Regions from separate parts of the Mus musculus genome. Here region 2 is linked to region 1. A link is a loop called in an ENCODE intact Hi-C map of the cell type or tissue named here. Cell type or tissue: heart. All regions are shown on one strand. Each heading gives the region's core, and the rest is flanking DNA. Links, peaks and the distances in the headings are about the cores only.

What was found. Peaks named below come from ENCODE experiments on the same cell type or tissue, not always from the same donor. Only the 100,000 strongest peaks of a DNase experiment are listed, where the experiment ranks them.
Region 2: a loop joins it to region 1, with 4 times the contacts of the local background. A loop is called at or near these places in 7 of 42 quality-filtered maps.

The regions. Positions count from the first base shown.
Region 1 is chr11:85,522,403-85,532,824 of GRCm38, forward strand. Bcas3 (breast carcinoma amplified sequence 3) reads left to right here. Exons shown (of 24, transcript NM_001166643.1): 16 at 9,391-9,541. Among named protein-coding and RNA genes, the nearest start is that of Bcas3, 170 kb to the left of the region's middle. In heart, for the core only: a CTCF peak has its summit at 5,815 (motif pointing right); DNase peaks (open chromatin) are centred at 1,439, 2,009, 2,939, 3,339 and 1 weaker place; H3K4me3 peaks cover 1,901 bases; H3K27ac peaks cover 2,151 bases; H3K27me3 peaks cover 707 bases.
Region 2 is chr11:85,573,161-85,583,582 of GRCm38, forward strand. Bcas3 (breast carcinoma amplified sequence 3) reads left to right here. Exons shown (of 24, transcript NM_001166643.1): 20 at 3,622-3,722; 21 at 7,882-8,078. Among named protein-coding and RNA genes, the nearest start is that of Bcas3os1, 140 kb to the right of the region's middle. In heart, for the core only: no CTCF peak of the experiment used is centred there; a DNase peak (open chromatin) is centred at 1,561; H3K4me3 peaks cover 304 bases; H3K27ac peaks cover 2,553 bases.

The sequences.
Region 1 (10,422 bases), core at 1,179-9,178:
TATAGTCACTCTCTGTCTGTCTCACTTTTTCCATGAATATCCATATAAATATTGGTCATTTTCTGGGTTTTCAATGAACTCTGTTGAGTGGGTACCATAGTCTAATCTTAATGTTAAACAGTGAGTGTGAGCTCTTAAACCATTTCTCTGGTCGCACAGTGTAGGGTGCTCTGAGATAATAAACTGAAGGAGTGAAGGAACGTGCCACGGTTTTTATTCATTTGATATTAACTTGTTTGTTTGTGTGGTCATGAATAGATCACTTACTTAAAAGTTTTTTACTAGCCGGGCATGGTGGCGCACACCTTTTATCCCAGCACTCTGGAGGCAGAGGCTGGCGGATCTCTGAGTTCGAGGCCAGCCTGGTCTACAGAGTGAGTTCCAAGACAGCCAGGGCTACACAGAGAAACCCTGTTCTCGTAAAACCGAAATAAATAAGTAAATAAACGTTTTTTATTAATGTTAAAATGTTGTTCAATTTTTTTTTTTAATTCAGTAGAATTTCTCCCATTTTCTCTTTTGTGTTCTTTTCTCCCTCTGTGTACTAGAGCCATGTAGCCATCCCAGCTCCTTGGTACAACCCCCTGGCAGCCTTATTTCTCCCTACTTCTCCTCACCCCTCATTCTAGCCACAAACTGCCCTTTTAGAGTAAATTATACTTACTGTACATACAAGCTTTGTAATAGTGACTTTCTTTTTAAATTTTACTCTTATAAATCAGGCTCCTAAATCCAAAATTCATTTTAGCTTCCAGGAAGTACTTGTATTACACATTAAAATAGCATACAGTACTTTAAGAGTAAGGAACAGGTGAGGATATTCTGAGAATCAGGAGAGAACAGCTAGAGAATTAACTGTTGTGCTATTGACACAAGTATAATGTGTTATGTATAAATATATGTTCAAAACAGTCACATGATGGCAGACCACCAATTCTCTTGGAGGTATACTTTTAATTCTCCTTGACACTGGAGAACACCAGATGGTGAGTTCTGGACCATTCTGTGTGCTGTAGCAGAACATCACTAATAACTGTCTCCACCTGAAAAACATGGATTGTTTTCCTCCTCTGTACCCGTAGTGGTTACTGTGGTACCAGGAAGCTTTCTTAGAAAAAGCAACCAATGCTTTTGCTAGATTTCTGTTGCAATGTTTTGTCATCTGCTGCCTTCCCAAGGAGCAACAATCACAGCAATAAGAACTGCAGTTGGGATCATCCTTGGAGATTCTGCCTCTGTTTAAGTCCGCGCAGTTGTTTGGTAAAGCGTGTCCAGCCTCCATGTCCAGAGCTAATTTTCTTTCCTTCCATCTCCTGCTGAGATCCCAGGCCTGTGCAGCCTGGTCTGCGGGTCAGAAGGCACTGTCTCACACCAGGGCGCTGCTGTTTCCTTTTCCTACTGAGTAGATTGCAGAATATACTGGAACATGCCTGAGAAAAGGTCAGAAAGAAGGCTGAGAGTCCAGGAACTGCAGCTGGGAAGCTTGTCATCCTCATCTGTGAGGGAAAGGAGGCGGGCTAGGGGCCTGAGGGAGGGAGAGCAGAGCTGGAGGGAGGGAGGGAGGGACAGACACTCCCTTTCTGACCAAAAGCAACCCATATACTAGAAATTCCAGTTTGTACTGAGCACTTAAAAAAAATAAATATACATATATATGTTTTAAAGGATTTTATTTGATTTTGATTAAATAATAGTTGAGATTTAGTTGAGAATGCTTTAATGTTAAATTAGACCACAAGCAAGAGCTAAGCATGCTTTCTAGCTTTGCAGAGCTCAGCTATCCAGTGATTGTTTTAGGACAAGCTACCATTGTATTCTTTTTAACAGAGTCAAGAAGTCAACTTTTCAACTCCAGAATTAACTTAAAACTCTTTGGTAAATTTTGCTGCTTTATACCCGCCAAGTCCAGGGCCGGATAGTAAAAGCAGACCGGCAGTTTTGCTTTTGTGTGGGACGGACTGTGCGCATGCGCAGAGGCTCTGAGCGCTTCTTACCCAGCTTTCCTCTGGGACTGGGTAGACAGGAGGACGCTTGTACGCTGTCCTCAGAATAGCGAGAGTGTTGGGAGGAGGATGGAGATGAGGAAATATTGGGAGAAAGGATGTTTCTATAGGGTTGGGAGTGCCAGGAACCCGCGAGTTTGGGTTTGAGGGGTACCCTTGTTATTTTAATTTCCAAATACAATTTCCATTACTTGCAGCCAGGAGCTTGATGGGGTGAGAAGCAGAGCCCCTCAACTGTGGCAGATCCCTTTAGTCTGTGGAGATTGATGAAAACGGACTGGACTGAGGCATCTGGTTTGCTGAGACATGGATGGTGTCTGTCATAAGCCCTTTTAAATAGCCTGCCTGATGCCTGATGTGGGTTAGGGCCCTATGTCTAAGGAGCACAGGAAAACCCAGAAAACTGCAGACCTCCTAACTATGCTGTCCCATGGGCACGCTAATTTGCTCTTGTAAAGGAATCTTAACATCTCTATGCCTGTTTGTCCTCGGATCCCCAGTGACCTCCTAAGAGGCTCACCGGACACCCCATTGTTCGTTGTCTGTGTTCTTTCTCACAGCCCTCTTTCTTAAGGAGTCTTTCTAAGGCTCCCACTCATGACCACGTGTATCTCACGCTTCTGCTAACCTGGCACGGGTTTTCGGCTGTCTCCCACTCTGAGTTCCCCCTTGCAGGAGATTCCAGAGCTGTGACTGCTGCACATCATGCTTGGTGGTTTTCTTTTCCTTACTTCATGGTGTGATTGGGCAGCAAAGAGGATCAGGAGGAGCGATGGCCTCATTCATTTGTTCATTCGTTTCCTCTCACGTGTCCTGAAGAAGTCCATGCACAGAGTATGCTGATAGTAGCTCTAGCGTTCAGCAGAATGTGAAGTGCTCAGCACTTTCGGGGTCTTGCTTCCCTTAGAAATGTCTCGTGCTTGGCAGTTTGCCTCGTTCACATGTTCTCACTTCCCTGCATCCAGAAGCTGGGAATCCAGTCCTGGCAGCTTCTGCACAGAGGCTAAAGATAAAGCAGAAAGGAGCCAAGCTTCCTCCCACATTACCTGGGAGTTGCTGTTGATGGCTTTTCCACAAATGTCCGGGTTTGTCAAAGCCCAGTAAATCTTGGAAAGTTTATTTTCCTTGTAGCATCTGTGTTTTATAATGGGTCTTTTAATTTGTTTTTACTCTGTCTGCAGGGATTTCTTTTGTCCGGAGTTTTCAGACTCTTGGCTTTTTTTCCTTTCCTGTGGAAGTGAGTCCGTTAATGATGACTGGTTTGGGAATATGACGCTCTGCAAACCTGACCTGGGATGCCGCTCCTCCGGAGCAGCCACAAAGCACGCTGGTGCTTCCCCTCTGTCCATTTTCATCCTCAACGTAATCCATTTGCCTGTGAGCTTTGTAGTATAAAATGTTTGAGGAAATGCTGTGTGGTTCCTAGCCCCCCTCACCTGCGTCTGTGGGACCTTGTGTCCGTATGAAGCATAAGCCACGTCTTTCTGTGCAAGTGGCAGGAGCCAAGAAAGACCATGTGAGGTGGTTTCCTTTCCAGAGATAGAAATTTGTTTCAGATACGCTTAGTAAGGCAGTGCTGGAATCCTGAAGCTCATGATTCTATTTCACTTTCCACTGTAAGATCAGTGACAGTAAACACAACTGAAAACAGGTCAAACCGAAGAATCAGAGCTTTCAGCATGATGAGTTTTTTTTTTTTTCCTTTCAATTCAGATTTTTAAATGATGTCCTGTTTTGCCATAGAATTTCTGCTTTAATTTGTCAAGAAACCATCTTATTGGAATTTGGTCTTTCCTCCCCCACCCCCAGTGAGATGCCCATCTATCGTGGAGACTGGTTTCCCTCTAAGGGATCAAAGCTCTGGTGGATTTGGATAAAGACCCGAAAGCCCGAAGGCTTATGCAAGTTTATCTATATAGCCTAACCCTGGAAAGCTGGATAGGAGTCTTAGAAGAGCTCATTTTCTCAGGAGATTTTTGGGACTTCCTCTGTCTGGTTGTGCCAGGAACCCTGTGAGAATATCCATTCTTTCTCACTGCATTTTTCACTTGCAGGTCTCGTGTCTGCCGGGATGGGAAAGTATGATCGTGTGGAAGTGTTTTATGGGTCTTAAGGCTTCATGAAGTCTTTCTCTGAGGCTGCAGCTAGGCAGTTTCTGTTCTGTGGTGAAGAGAGACAGGGACAGGAAGGGAGGCGCCTCGCTGATGTAAGCACTCAGCGGTGCGGTGGCATCTCCTTGAATTCTTCAGTTTTCCTATTTTCCTAAACTATTTCCTGGAGTTGGCACAAAGAAAAGGGTAGGGAAGATGGACTCCAAGTCCATAGACAGTATACTTAGAACACCTTTGTGCTCACTCTCACTGTGAGACTGTGGCACAGAGAGCTAGCCTCGGTACTGCAGACAAGTGTCTCTGTGTGTTCCTAAAGGTATGGAGTTGCCACTCCTTTTCCAGATCAGCATGAGTCTGAGCAGGGCACAAATCCATCGGCTCGCTCACTTGTCTTTTTATCCCCTCCCCTGTTAATTGCGACAGGGTTCATTACATAGCTTTTGCTGGTTTTGAGCCTCTGCCTGGGCCTTTCAATTGCTGAGATTTTTGCCTATGCTACCATGTTTGGCCTTTTCTAAAGTATTTTGAGATCTCTCCAAAAATGTATTTTTCCCTATTGTTGGGGGCCAGGGGGGCTGTCAGCTCCTCTCCCCTTCCTCCCCTGGAAAATTCATTTGGCAATGCTTATTGAACTGTTGATCGCTGTGTCTGCTACTGAGGCTTGTCTGTGCTGTCCCTCGATTACTAACCTGATACCATCATTCATGATTCTTTCTTTTTATCCTTCAATTTCTATTTGACAAGGAAACTCCTGTGTGTGCAAAATTTATGTGCTTCATCTCCCTTTTTAAGTTGTCCTTTAAAACAATAACAGTAACTCCTTCTCTTTGTCTCCGAGCGGTTTCTCAGATGTCAGTGGTAACATGTTTTTCCCATCATCTGTTCATTTTCTTCTCCTCCCTCCCCCCACTCCACCACCATGGACTTGCTGATCAGGGCTGAGCTCAGGCTGTGATCCCAGTCAGCCTCCTGCTGTGGAGTTAAAGAGGCAAGGATACTGAGAGACTCATTGTCTCCCTTGTTAGTGTCTTCTTTGCAGTCACAGTCATTTAATCTCACGTCTACACCGGTTACAGGGCATTTCTGATCCCAGGTTTCTTTTCCGTAACAATTGGCTTCTCCACCTGTGTAGTAGGACTTTCCTATGGAAGCTTACCAGATACTAGGTTGCCTCATTAATGGTTCATTTGGTAACTTACATAGTCCTCTTTCTTAGTTGAAATTGTATTCATTTGTGTTTCTGTGTACAGATGGTGGTGGATGGTGTGCGTGGCCATCAGTCTGTCTAGAGGAACACGATATACCCTTTGAGTATCTCTCATTGTCTTAGAACCCAGCAAGTAGGTCAGAATGACCACTGTGTTCCAGTAATCTTCCTGCCTCTGCTTCCCCTGTGCTGAGATTGTAAGCCCCGCCATTACCCTCACCGTTTTTTTTTGTTTTGTTTGTTTGTTTTGATTATTGGGGTTTTTTTTGTTTGTTTTTTTCATGGTTTCAAGGAATTGAACTGAGGTCTTCATACTTTCTGCACAGAGCTACCTCCAAATCCATGAAAATATAAAAGTTATGCATATTTACAGGTACCAGGCAGAGCTTGGCTTTTTATTTATTACTTCATATGTATTTTTATGAGTATTTTCCTGCATATTTGTATGTGTACCATGTATATGCCTGGTACCCAAAGAGGCCAGAAGAGGGTGTTAGATCCTTTGAATCTAGAGTTATAGATGTTTGTGAGCCAAATTGTCATATTAGCATCCAGAAGAAGGCTTCCTTGTTTTCACACCCTAGCTTTGCATTGCTTTCTACTAGGTTGGTTTTGCTTAAGAAGCTGTTGGATATTCTTTGTTTTCTGAGAATCCTTAGTATTGGAATTCTCATTCCTAGCTCTGAGAAGGAGGTCATAGATATTTAATTGGCATTGTATTAAATTTGCTTTGGGAAGCAGGGCATTTTAATGATGATGAATGTTTTAATCCACAAGAATAGATTGCTTTCCTAAATTTGTTTTCTTTTAAAATCCCTAGCATACTGTGTCTTAGGCACATTCCATCTGAGAGATCTTTCTTTTCTCTAGCTAAATTTATTCTTTTAATTTTTTTCTTTCACTCTCCTTTCTTTTCTTATCCCTCCTTCCCTCTTTCCCTTTCCCCATTCCTTCCCCCTTTCATTCCCTCTTCATTTCTGTGTTTTCTGATAGTGTTATGTAGCCCAGGTTAACTTTGAACTTAATATATAGCTAAGAACAGCTTTAGACATTCTGGTCTTCCTGTATCCTTTCCCAATGCTGTGATCACAGTTATGTGTACCTTGTCTGGTTTATGCGGTGATGGGAGCAAGCCTAGGGTTTGGGTAATGTGAGGTGATTCTCTACCAGTTGAACTCCATTCTCAGCCTTTAGCTATTTCTTTAACAGCTATTATAAATAAGATTTCTGGTTAATATACTGATTCAAGTTCAGGCAGTCTATTTGGGAATTATGTAAAAGAGAGTTACTGAGCTTTTGTAGAACATATTTAAGCCATGCTATTAAGGAGATCTGTTTATAAACTTCTTCCAAATCTAGTACCTTGTAAGAAAGACACTGCCACTCTTCCTACCCCGTTAACATAAAGTCTTCACAACTCTACACACTCCTGCATACTGTCTCGCAGATGGAGGCTACATCTTAAACACACAGTCCAGGAGGAGGAGACTACAGGCGAATAGTGCTCCAGAATGCAGGAGCAGGCTGAGGAGAGGCTAGACCCTTCTGTGCTGTTCTGTCTCCTAGGGAGGCAGTGAAGCTGCTGCGTGCTGGCCACTGAAAGCATCCCATTGGGAACACTCCCATGGAATCACATTGTGCCTCTCTCACTCATGTTTACTTGTCTTTCTTTTATTTCCTGTTGTAGAGTTCTGTGCCCGGCAAGGGCTCTACCACTAAGGTGTATTCCAAAGCTTAAAAATGTCTGATCAGAGCCGGGCGTGGTGGCACACGCCTTTAATCCCAGCACTTGAGAGGCAGAGGCGGGTGGATTTCTGAGTTTGAGGCCAGCCTGGTCTATAGAGTGAGTTCCAGGACAGCCAGGAGGACACACAGAGAAACCCTGTCTCGAAACCCGCCCCTCCCCCCCCCAAAAAAAGTCTGATCAGTACTGTTCAGTGAGCTCACCGTCTGTGTGCTGTTTGCTTGCGCAAGAACTTTTGTTAGTGTGTACTGTTTCTCCTAAGCCTGCCTGCCAACATAGGACACATTTGTAACTGCAGTGTTAGGGTGGCTGAAGCAGCAGGACCTTGAGCTAGAGGCCAGCCTAGGATGCATAGTGTTGGGAGGGGGGGGAAGGAGGGGGGAGGGAGGGAGGGAGATTCTAAAAGGCAAATAAATTTATCTCCCACAGTGTCATGGTACACCTCAGCAGTAGTATTTAGATACTACTTTTGCTCCCACAATGGCATCCCTGTATACTTCTTTATGTTGTCCTTCAGGCCCTGAGCTGCCCTGTCCTCCCACTGTCTACCCAGGTTACTTCCCGTGTGGTCTATGAACCCATTTCCAAGTAGTTGTTGCCACATGTACTTATCTTCATTCTGTGTGCTGTAAGGTTTGTGATAAGAGGGATAGGAGCCCTCACAGAGCCTTATCTTAGGCTGGGACACTCATCAGATCTGTGCTTAGTAGCTGATAAATGTATATGACAGACACATCCTGAGTTTTATTAGCTTGTGACATATTAATGTTGGATCCTCATTTCAATACAATCACAGTCATCTGATAATGAATTGTCAACTATTGTCTCTACCGACCTTGAGAATTTAAGTCACTCAGTGACTCAACTATTAAAACGTTTTCTCCTTTATTGTATTACAAATATCCATTCATCTTTTCCTTAAGGCTCTCTCTTATGTGTGTGAAACATAGTCTGTCTGTGTGTATTGTAACTGCTACCTTTTGTATCACAGCCAAGGTGTGAATTGCTTCACTACTTTTATGAAATTGGAATTTGCTAGTATGGGGGGGGAGGTCAGAGATTGTTGTGCTTGAGTTTCTTCTCAGCCCTAGCATAGCTTAACTAATTAATTCCAGGGAATGATACAAGCTGTTGGACCTGTGTCCTTGAAGAGCAGCACTTTGCCACCCTTGTCTGCTTTTGAAGTCAGCATCTTCCTGGTAGGATTAGAAAGTGGCTGTTCTTATCTTTCAGGGCTGTATAGTTAGTCTGAGCATTGATATAGTCATAGCCTCTTGGCTTAACTGCACAAACAAGGTCATGCTTAGCAATAGTAGAGAGACACTCTAAAATTGTGGGAGCGTACCACAGGCTGTGTCTACTGAGATTCCACCCCATTGACATGTCTTCAGGTGGTGCTCATTGAATTGTATATATTCAAGTTTTAGGACATGGAACTTTCTGGAATTCTCTTCCTGACACTATTTTTTATTGAATCTGTATTTGTGGTACAAATTAGGAAAAACTATCCTTACTTCTCAGTACCCATCAAAAGGCAAACCAGCTTCTTTTACAGTTCTCATAGTAAGGAGAAATAGTGAATTTTTATCAAAACAGTGGCCTTTCTAAGGATGAACAAAAAACCATACTGCATTTAGAAACAAGAATTCTGGGGGCTATGAAACCTGGTAAATTGCTGATGTATAAGTGTGAAAACCTGAGGTTTCGGTTTGTAGCACTCATCTACAAAGCCATGTCCAACAGCACAGATATTCCCAGTGTTGAGGGCTGAAACCTACCTGAGAGCTCCCTATCCAGCCTACCTACCCGAGTCAGCGCGTGCGTGGGTTAGGTTCAGTCCAATGCCCTGTCTTAGAGTGTAAAGTGAAAAGTGACCAAGGAAATGCCTGACATGGACCTTTATGTGCACACACGCATGAGTGTACCTTTGTGCACATGTACACAGCAAAGTGAAAAACAAAAATCCATCTGCAATTTCTAAAACTAGTTGCTATGGTTACTTCAGTGACCTGTAATGTTGGTTGCTTCCAGTCTGTATGAAGTTTCATAATACTTGTACCAATTTCCTTTAAATTTTATCTTGCTTTTTTTTTCATTCATTTGTTCATACATTCATTTGTATGTGTGTAGATAGTAGATGACAACGTGTAGGAAGTTGATTTCTTTTACCATGTGACTCTGGAGACCACCCAGGTTATCGGGACTTGGGAGCAAATGCCTTTCCCCACTTAGCTATACACCAGCCCTGATTTCTTTCTTAAACAAAACCCTTTTCAGGAGGGGTGCTTCCATTCCTGATGCTCTGCTTTCTGTTTCTTTTTGTAGGGAAGCTGACCAGCCAAGACTCTTACAATAACTTTACAAACAACAACCCTGGCAATCCCCGGCTTTCTCCCCTCCCCAGCTTGATGGTAGTGACGCCTCTTGCGCAAATCAAACAGCCAATGACACTGGGAACCATCACGAAGCGAACAGGGTAAGGCCTCAAGCTTGATGCTGTTTCCACAGCCACTGGAAAGGCGGGATGGATAGGAGTTGAATGTGCTTTCTTTTCATTGTGTGTTTTTGATTATGTTCTTCATTTCCAGCCCACATGAGTCTCAGTGGCAACTGAGTTAGTACAGAGTTCAGAATGCACACAAACATGCTTACACACACAGACATGCTCACACACAGCTGTGTACACGGATCTATAGCAGCGACAAAGTTTTGAAAACCAGTATTGGCTAATGAAAACCAGGCTCCTCCACACAGCCATACTTTCTGCTTTGTGGCATGGCATTGTTTGATTGTACAGTTTGATTTTTTTGGCCCTTGCCATCACACTGCCCACAATACAACACATTTTGATAGAGTCAAATATTAAGAAAAGTTTTCTAGATGACAGCTGAAGTTTATGAGACTCACCTACTCATTTGGTGTGGGTGTATTACCCCTCCCCAACATATTTACATCCCTCATCTATTGTTAGAGTCTAGGGACTGTGCTATTGCACATAGCTACATCTATTGTTAGAGTCTAGAGACTGTGCTATTGCACATAGCTGAAAACCAGTACAAGATTGTTCCCTGACCCTCTCCAAGACCCTCGTAGCGTTCTTGAATTCTTTCCAGGGTTCATTTTAGCTGATCTCTACTTGTTTGGCATATGTGGATTTGAGCTTATAAATGAATTACAGCATTCATTGACATGATATCATTAGATATTCTGTATTATGGTGAGACTGACTATCCATTTTGGACTATTGAATTTGTATTTCTGTAGTCATGTCTATAGCCAAATTATTTGTTTTACTCAACATACAATACCAGTATTTAATTGTGTTAGAAGTGGGACAAGCTGTATATTTAAAATCTG
Region 2 (10,422 bases), core at 974-8,973, 51 kb after region 1:
GGTCTGTGTCTTGTTTCTTTCAGATTGGGCTTGCAAGATACACAAAGTATTAAGTAGGATCAAGAATAGTCTCATTTTTGGTGCTGCCGAGATGGCTTGGTGGATAACAATGCTTATTGCCCTTGTAGAGGACCTGGTTTCAGTTCTTAGCACCCACATGGCATCCCTTGTAGCCTATAGCTCTAGTTCCTAAAGATCTATAAGCCCCTTCTTACCTCTATAGGCCCTTGAATGTGTGAGGCTTATATATGAACATACACTCAAGAATACACACATACATAAAAATGAATTAAAGGAAAACTCTCATTTTGAAATTACAATAGTTCTTTAGCGTACATTATTAAAAATGTGAACAATGACTCACTGTAATCCTTTCTAATGTTGCATCTGAATTTTGTATAAAAAAAGCTGTAACATAAGGTTTGGTGACATTTCATCCCTTTTGGTATCATCTAGTTTCTAATGAGATTATTGGTAATCAATACACAGTGTTCCCTAGCACCCAGTCTCTGCTCCTTGTTTCGTGCTCCTGAACTTTGCCTGCTACTTTTAAACGTGTAGGAAATGCTCTGCCTGCTGAAGTGAGCATCTTGACATGGTGATAGACCAGATGTTTGTCTTGCTTTCCTGAATCCATTCAGCAGTGATGCAGTCTCTAACAGAGTGGCTGAGATTCTGTCAACTCCCAACCACATCCCATATCCCTCAGCATAGGATTGGGTTCATTTCTAACCAAAGTGGATAGTCCTAGTTCAGTCAGACTTTCCTTTTGACGTTTTTTTCCCCTTCCTACTAGCTTCAGCATTTGCAGTTATTTTTCCATGTGACCTCCCTCCTAAGACATAAATGTCTCCTGTGTTAATTCCCTCCCTAAGACATAAATGTTGAATACCCTCCCTGCTGGGATTGGAGAACATTTAAAATGTCAATAAGTCTAGGGGAGAAAAAAAAGGATATTCATTTAATTTTTATAATATATTTATTTTTATTTTGTATATACATTAGTGTTTTACCTTTGGGTATGTCTGTATGAGATGTACTTAACATCTGTTGGATCCCCTGGAACAGGTGTTAAGACAGCTATGAGCTGCCACGTGGGTCCTGGGAATTGAACCCCAGACTTTAGGAAGAGCATCCAATGCTCTCAACAGCTGAGCCATCTCTCCAGCCCAGATACTCATTAAATATGAAAAGTACACTTTATTTTAATTTTCTATATTGTGATATTTCCAGAGCAAACTGGTGAGCAAAAGGCCTTAAAATCTCCGTGAAGGAGGTTCAAATTCATGATTTCCTTGTCTTTTTCTTCTGGCAGTTTAAAGGAGACTTATTTATTGTCACTATTTCACATATACAAAGAATTCATTTCTGAGTTGTATATCTGGAATATTTACTACTTCCTTTGTAAAGCAGACAGGACAGAGAGGCCCCTCCCCCACCCCACTTCCTCATCCTCCCCCCCCCCCCCCGTGGGAAATTCCAAGCATACCCATATCCAGATAACAATAGCACAGTAAACCAATAAACGGCCAGCTCAAGGCCCCTGTCGTCTGGCTGTGGTTCCACTGCAGCCAGGCTCTAAGTCCATCCCTGCCACCTTCATAAGTCCTAGTAAGTGCCAAACCATCTGTTGCTGTCACTTGCTCTATCTAGAATACAAAACTTAAGCCTTACACTTAACGGAGGACAGGAAATTGAGGGTTCCTCTTGGTTCTGTCTGTGACAAGAATCAAACAAACATCAAACAAAGGTGATGAATGATTCAGGAACATTGTTCTTGAAAACATCAGTTGACTTAACATCTGTGCAGTATAGAACAGAATTCGTTCCAAAAGAATGTTGGAACAATGGAAAATAATGGAAAATTGTTATGTTACTCTTTTGTTTGCCCTCATAAACGAAGTGGCTGTGTGGCTTTGTGATCATTTGGGCTTCTTGCTAAACATCAGCATGCCTGTGCTAGAGAGCCATGATTTTGTAGAGCTAGCAGTTCATGGTTTGGACGATTGCAAATCTTACATTTCAACACTATGTTCATGTCTGGCCATAACTACTAAATTAGATCTTACTTCATTTCTTGAAACAAGTTCAGATAAAGTTTTATGGGCTTGAGTCTTTTAAAATCTTGCCTTGAGTCGTACCTTGTCATTGTTGTTATTGTCTTTTCCTCCTCCTCCTCCTCCTCCTCCTCCTCCTCCTCCTCTATCTATTTCTTGAGTTTGTTCTTTCCATACCTTATCTGGCATCATCAAATAAGATTGACATCACCTTTACTGGGAGTATGTATTACATGGGAGTATGTATTAAGTATTTCGTGGAATTTGTATGAAGCATATTTAAATTGCTCATTTTCCTTTTAGCAGTTTAGCCTAAGGAACTTTTGGGTGAGATTGTTTCCTGTCCTAATCTGTGGTTCTTTATTACCCATCTCCTGCCTTCCCTCCCCTGCACCCCATATCTTCTCTTTTGTTCTGTTTCCCAGTTAACCCCATTGCTTGTTTTCTCTGGAGGGAGAAATCCAGTTCTGCTGTGAACCTAAAATGAAGTCTTTTCTTAAAGTAGGGATAGAGAGAGATGCATAGAAATCAGGAATAATTGTACCTTCAAGAAGAGCAGTGAGATCGCTTCTCGGCCTTTTGGCTAAGATCAAGTGAAGAAGAGCAGTGAGGCTGTGGACATGTAAACTCTGGGACTGTTAGAAGTGTTTGGTTGCATGTGCAGTACTTGTTTAGTGTGCAGGAAGCCCTTGGTTGGATTCCTAGCACTGCAGAATCCTAGTGTTCGTTCAGATGCTGTAGTCCCAGCAAAAAGTCAAGCCTGGGTCTGACGTTCAGAAGGCAGAGGCAGGAGGTTCTCTATGAGTTTTAGACCAGCCACAGGTACACAGTAAGACCCTGTGTAGTTCAAAATTCATGCTTACTTTAGCTGCATAGTGACTTTGAGGCCATCCTGGGCTGCATTAAAAAAAAAAAAAGTCTGTTTCCAACAAGCAGACACCCGTAAATGAAAAAAAAAAAAAAAAAGTCTATTGCTTTTACTAACTAAAGGTTCCCTTTGTAGAAGAATACAGACTAGTTTCAACTGTATCTTAGTGCTGAGGATTACTGGAAATTACTTGAAATAGCCGAGAAAGACAATATCTGAATAAATGAGTTTTTGCTGTGATTGAAAGTGTTTCTCAATCAAATGTCATGCATTTTTATGTATGGGTTCCGGGTTCTTTGAATCCATAGCCGGCCACCCTCCAGCAGACAGGTGTGTCACCTCAGTGAATTGAGGTTGTGCGTGTTCTGATGGATTTAGTTGCTCTTTTCTGCTCTTCCCATCACTAAGTCTCCACAACTGTTGTTTGTTTGTTTGTTTGTTTGTTTGTTTTAATGAATCCCCCTCCTTTTGCCCCAGCCGACCTCAGGAGATCCTCTCCAGCAGCCTTCTGAGTAGCATGCCTGGCCAGCATTTACTGTTAATTGGGAAATATTTCTATGAACTTGTGTGATCATTAGTTCTTTGAATTGCTCCTGTGTTTTATGTTATAGAATCTATCTGAGCTGATTATGCTATTATTTGTATCTCCAGTGCACAAAGGTCTAAGTTCTTTTTTTTTTTTCCTTTCTCCTGTAGCTCTTCCCCCTGGAAGTCCTGGCCCCATTACTCGACATGGGTCCTATGACAGCTTAGCCTCTGACCATAGTGGACAGGAAGATGAAGAATGGCTTTCCCAGGTAAATATATCGGGGCTACTACAATAAGGGAGAACAGAAATCTGTGTTTATTCTTTTCCTTACTGGAAAACGAAGAGAATTGGTCACTGGGTATTATTATTATTTCCATATTAAGAATGTCTCAAGTTGGGGGAAGGTTTGAGGGACCAGGAGGTGATAGGGACTCTATAAGAAAACCAACAGAGTCAACTAGCCTGGACTCTTTGGTGTTCCCAGAGACTAAACCACCAACCAAAGAGCATACATGGGCTGGACCTAGGTCCTCTACACTTAATATAGTAGATATGCAGCTTGGTCTTCATATGGGTCCCCCAACAACTGGAGAGGGGGCTGTCACTGACTGTGTTGCCTGCCTGTGGATCCTGTTCCCCCCACTGGGCTGCCTTGTCTGGCCTCAGTGGGAGAGGATTTGCATAAACTTGATGTATCAGGGTTGGTTGGTGCTCACAGGGGCTCTCCTTTTCTTAGAGGAGAAGGGGAAGAGAGAACTGAGAGAAGGTAGGGTCTGCAATCGGCATGTAAAGTGAATAAATAAATTAATGAGGAAAATAATGTCTCAGAAATGTTGCTGTAAGTTTCCACACATTGGATTTTATTGACATTTATCTCCAGTGTTTGCTTTGCCGTAGCACATACAAATGTCCAAATGTGTTTGTACGGGAAGCTGAACATTATTTTGTGCATAGTTCCCCCTGGGATCCCTGTCCTTGACGTGCTGCAGTCATTGGCCTCTAAACCTTTCCTAAAACAGCTTCAGCCAGCCACTCCTTGCCTTACCAGGTGACTGGGTCTTCAAGTGAAGGGCTTTGAAATAAAAGAGACTCAGGCAGATTTCACAGTGGAGCGATTACAGTGACTTCCTTACAGATGCTGTTGTGTCTGTCTCCAGTCTGACATCACAGGGGAGGATAATGACCTGTATCACATTACCAGTGTGACAGCTTTTATCAGACAGGTGCCTCTGAGAAGTGGAACCCTTTGTGGTGTTCTCAGGGAAGATAGCCTGAAAGCTGAAGTGACTCTAGAAACTGGAGGAATAAACCATTTCTACATAGCGTGTATTTATTCCATGACCGCAGCTATGCTCACAGATGCTCTGTAATCAGCGGTCCGGCTCCCCACATGCTGAGGCCCTTCCTCTCCTTGTGATCTCAAGACAAAATATCCCATTGTGCACAAGCTTGGTCCAAGAGCTCTGGCAAAGAAACCACTGTCCTTCACTTCAGCTTTTCCGTTAGAAGCAGGGGTAATGTGTGCTGTCAGTGTGAAAGTGTATACAATATGTTCGTCCTGCACACAACAGGAGCGTGAGCATGGCAACATCTGGCTACGGCCTCAGTGAGATTGCACAGGCATCTGTTTACCTCTCGGCTCTGTGACACTCATGGTTTGGAGCTTAAAATACACACAGTTCTTTATCTGTGGCCTAATTTACATTGCTGAATGCAACTCCCAGAAACGGAAATCACTGTCCTTGATCTGTGTTGTCTTTCCCGACATTAGATTGGGAGCCTGCATCCTCTCAGCCTTGCACACAACCGCATTCCAAACCTTGTCAGTTGTGTTTTTGTTCAGACTCAATTGTCATAATCTGAGAAACTTAATTAAATATAAACAATCAGGACACTCAAGGAATGTGGGAAGCCACTTCATAAAGCCTTTTCACAGAGGTGAATACAGCGCTGTCAAGTCTGGTAGAAGTATCGTCGGTTGATTTTTCCTGAAGATTTATTTAAACTGTTATTCCAAAGATCATTTGTAATGATATTTGGGTCCCCCCCCCACCCGCCCCGTCTTCAATTTGCTTTTTTTCTCACACTATTGAGTATAATCCTAGCAACTCCCCCACCCTTTACATGGAGCGGGATGCTTATAAGTTTGCATTGCTGTTTTACTGTGTGTAGATCCCTGTGTCAATGTTTATGACAGTTGAGAAAACATTTTGATCAAGTGTCGGTTACATGAGAGAAAACATAACAACTCCTTTATGTAAAAATAGATGTGAGGGATGGAGAGACAGCTTAGTGGTTAAGAGCACTGACTCTTCCAGAGGACCTGAGTCCCCAGCTCCCACATCAGCTGGCTCACAGCTGCCTGTAACTGTGTTCCTAGGGATCCTGTGCTATCTTTTGCCCTCCCTAGGCACGTTCACACATGTGACTTGTCCTCACACAGATCCATACACATAAATAAAACTTACATAAAATTAGATATAAGAATAATTGAAAGCAACATCAATATATTGCAGTATTATACATGGAAAGCAGCTTCATATGTGGAATTATTGGATTCCTTACCTTAGCATTGGAGAGCCAAAAATAACTGCACAGTTTTCAAGAACTTGAAAGGATTGCTTTTAGTCACTGTCACTGCATGCCCACATGGGGTAACTACTGACTTAGCTAAATCTACAAATTTGTCAGTCCCTAAGGACCTCATAGTAGTTCCATGAGACAGACAACCCGCACTTTCAAATCTATAGCTCCTTTTCCTCTCGGGATTTTGGTGGTTTGGGATACATGGTGTGGTTGTGTATATTGTGGGTATGTTAATGTGTTTATATTTCTACAATTTGGGGTTAAATTTTTCTTGAGATAATAATATAATTACATTATTTTCCCTTTCTCTTCCCTCCTTTCAAACCTTCCTTTGTACAAGTCCCCCACCTTCCATTGTCTTTAAACTCCATGGCCTCTTTCTCTTTAATTGTTGGTGTTGGTGTTGGTGGTGTATGTTTATTCACAAGAGTATGAATGCAGCCTGCTCAATCTGCATAATGTTACTTGTATGTTTTCCAGGCTGACCATTTAGTATTGGGCGGTCATTTGTGTGCTCTTCCTTAGGAAAGACTATTTCTCCCCCTCTGTAGTCCTTAGTTGCTTGTAGGGTTTTGTGTAGAGTTGAGGCTTTCTGAATACTCCCCTTTCCATACTACCTTGTCTGTTGGTGTTATCCTTGTCTAGGTTATGTTAGGCAGCCATATTGGTGAGACTTCATGGGCATACACTTTGTAGAAGACACAATCTCACAGCAAACTTCCTGTACCTCTGGCTCTTAGAATCATTCAGTTTCCTCTTCCATAATCATCCCTGAGCCTTTATTGTAGATATATATTCATTGGGACTGGACTCTACAACTCTGCATTTTGATATTTTATAGCTTTCTGTAACGGTCTTTCTTCTGTTGCAAAGAGAAGTTTCCTTGATGAAAGTTGAGAAGTAACCTACCTGTAGGTATAATGATAAATATTGAAACTATTAGCTAGGGATTGTGCTGGCCTAGTAAAAGTGGAGGCTGTAGGTTGTCCTCACAATTGTATGCCTGGTGTAGTCCCAGATGGTTGGCTGGGCTTTCAGTACCAGGAATGATGTTCCTTTTTAAGCAGGTCTTGGTCCAATTAGCAAGCTGTTGCTTACCACCAAGGCAAAGGTGCCACTAGTGTGCCCTTAATGTTTTGTAACATGCTGGTCATTGTTGTGGTTCATAAATGTCATAGCTGGTTTGCATAGCTGGGAGCTCACGTGACAAATTTGGTGCAGGAAAGCTGGTCCTCGGGGTACTCACCTTAAGGTCAAATCAAGCTCAGACCCTGTGGGTTCTGTGTCTGAAGTACATGGTGTCTTCCTTTCACATCTGATCACATACCAGGGCAATAGCCATAGTCTATAATGTTTTGTGAGTCTCCTGGAGAATGCTGACCAAGAATTCAAAAGGCTTCTCATCCCTGGTATTGGGGCTTTTGTCCTACTATATATGGCTCTTGTGGGAACAGTTTGATTATTTTAAGATTTAATTTTAAATAATTTAATTTAATATGCTTGTGTATGGGGTTATGTACTTGAGAATTCAGAAAGAGTTCTGTGTCATCTAGAATTTGCGCCATAAGCCATTGCAAGGCACCCATTGTGGGTATCGGGAACTAACTGAAGTCCTCTGCAAGAACAGTGCATGCTCTAAACCACTGAGCCATCTCTCAAGCCTCCTACAGTTTATTCTTAATGTCCATGAAATCCAGTCAAAAGATTTCAGAAATGCCCATGTAGGCCGTAATGTTGATTGTATTTTGCTCTGGGCGCTCTGGCTGCCTTTATTTCACTCAGATGGAAAGTGGGTGTTAAGGCCATAGTACCTTGAAACCATGACTGTGTCTCTTTTTCAGGTTGAAATTGTGACACACACCGGACCCCACAGGCGCCTGTGGATGGGCCCACAATTCCATTTCAAAACCATCCAAACCTCAGGCCAGACCACGGTCATATCAACTAGTTCTTCTGTGTTACAATCGCACGGACCTAGCGACACACCACAGCCGCTCTTGGACTTTGATACGGATGATCTAGATCTTAACAGCCTCAGGTAGGAGAGGGGAAACAGGAAGTTGCATGCAAGACAGGCTTCAAGTCTTCCTTTGAGATGAGTGTCCTCTCAGTATTCACACTTCTCCTTTTGACACAGTGTCCTGTTGCTGACTCCATGTTACCTGTCATTTGTTGTCATCGATTAGGAGCTGATCAGTGCAACACATATTTTAGTTCTTAAATGGAACACTTTAAAAAGCCAGCCAATTTATGCTTTGTGCATATGTGTGAATGTGCTGAGGGGCTTATTTTAATGTAATACAATATCTACTTATCTTCCTGTTCAAATCAGAGTGGAATATGGCTAGGTGGTAGTGGGTTACCTTAAATGAGTGCAGTCTGTGTCTCCGTCCGCAGAGTTACCAGTCAGTTAATAAGCTTTGACTTGGTGTAGTTGCCCACATCTTTAGTCTCAGCAGTCTGACTGGTGGTTTGTGAGTACAAGGCATAAGAACATCCTGTGCACAATTTAAAAATACCTGTTACACATCGAGAGTTTGCTTTAAAATAGCCTTCTGACCTTCCTTGTGTATCTTTTACAATGAAATTATAGGAAATTATATTCCAGCCACATGACAAAATGGCTTTATCTTTGTCAACAGCAGTAACAGCTTTTAAAAATAATAAAGCTAAGCTAGCTGTGATGGCACATAGCTTCAATTCAAACACGGGGAACTGAGTCACCTGAATCTCTGTGAGTTCGATGCTAGCAGGACTTTGTGCTAGAGACCCTTTCTCAAAACAAAACAAACAAAATTGTTGCCAGGCTAAATTAAATTAGACTCTCAAAAATTTAAATGGGATCCATGTCTAGAGGGGTGGAGACATAAAAGCCCTCCTGACTTTCCTTCTGGTGGTCTCCAGAGCATTGGCCACTTAAATGTCTGAGCATTAGCTCTTTCTCTCATTCCCCGGCTGTCTTGCCTTCACTAACCACTCAGAGCTGCTGCTGAAGTCAGAATCCAGGGTGTCTTCTTAATTTTAAAATTTTTATGTGCCTGTTTGTTTAGAGACTGATTCTGTAGCCCAGGTTATCTTGGAATTCACTGTGTAGTCCACATGGTTTTGAACTTGTGGATGTCCTCCTGCCTCAGCCTCCTGTTGAATGCTGAGATTTGGGATGTGATATAGTTCACCTGGCCTAGGCTTATTCTTCACTTCTCTTTTCTCCCAGAACATATGTTCATTGAGTTATGCCATTTATATCCCACAGTATATCTGGGAATTTGAGACTCTGTCCCCTGTGGGCACCGTGGATATCATGTGTGCTTTCAGTCCTTCTGGCCTCTGGTCACATGGCAGGACATTGGCTTCACTGTTTGTTTAAAACTATGACGTCCATTTTTTAAAAATCACAATACATTCTTCATGTTCATTACACCATCCTTTGCTTCATATACCATTAAGGTTGGTGTTGTGCTGGGTGTAATTGCGCGTTTACTTCTAATTCTAAAGGTAGAGTTACATTTAATCGCAGCAGAAATGCAGTAGATTTCTCAAGCCCAGTCTGGTCTGCATAGCAGAACAGATCAGATCCTGCCTTGCCTCTAAGAGAAGCCCATCTAATGTGAGCAGTAATGGATTCCTAGGTGTGAAATTGTCCTGTGATGACTCTGTTGTTGTGAACAGTATATTGCCACTGTGTAGTGTGATCTGATTCACCACAGTCTATCATCTCTTTTCTTCGTGTTTTACATTTCATTCTGTTGCTTGTAAAATAGCACTATGCATATATGCAGTAAACCCTCACCGTGTGATTGCCAGAAGTACATACATGCATTATTCCTCTACATTGCCTGGTGCGCAGACCTTTCAATTGTAGTTATTATCTTAATAGTATTTGTTCTGAAGCCTCTGGAGACTCAGCATTTATATATTATCTTTCTTTTGATAGCCTTTTGATATTGTGTTTAATAAGTCAGTTTGCTGAGGTCCAAGTTGATTATTACATTATTATTGATAATTTTAAGGAAGTTATTTAATAGCTGCATGGTCTGACCTCTGTGATAACAGGCACAACACAACCTGTTATCCTGTCTTATCCTTCCAAATAAAGTGCTATCAGTGATGATGGGGGGTGGTATCTCAGAGTTTTAAAATTATGGCAGAATGTGGTTGTGCACATCTTTAATCCCAACCCCTGGGGGAGGCAGAGTCAGGATAATCTCAATGAGTTTGAGGCCAGCCTGGTCTACGTTGAGTTCCAGGATAGGGCTACACTACATAAAGAGACCACACACACACACACACACACACACACACACTCCTGAATTTTTGCTGTTCTCTCTGATGTTGTTCATGAAACTGAAGAGTGTCAGAGCTGTTTGCATGTGTGCTTTGGA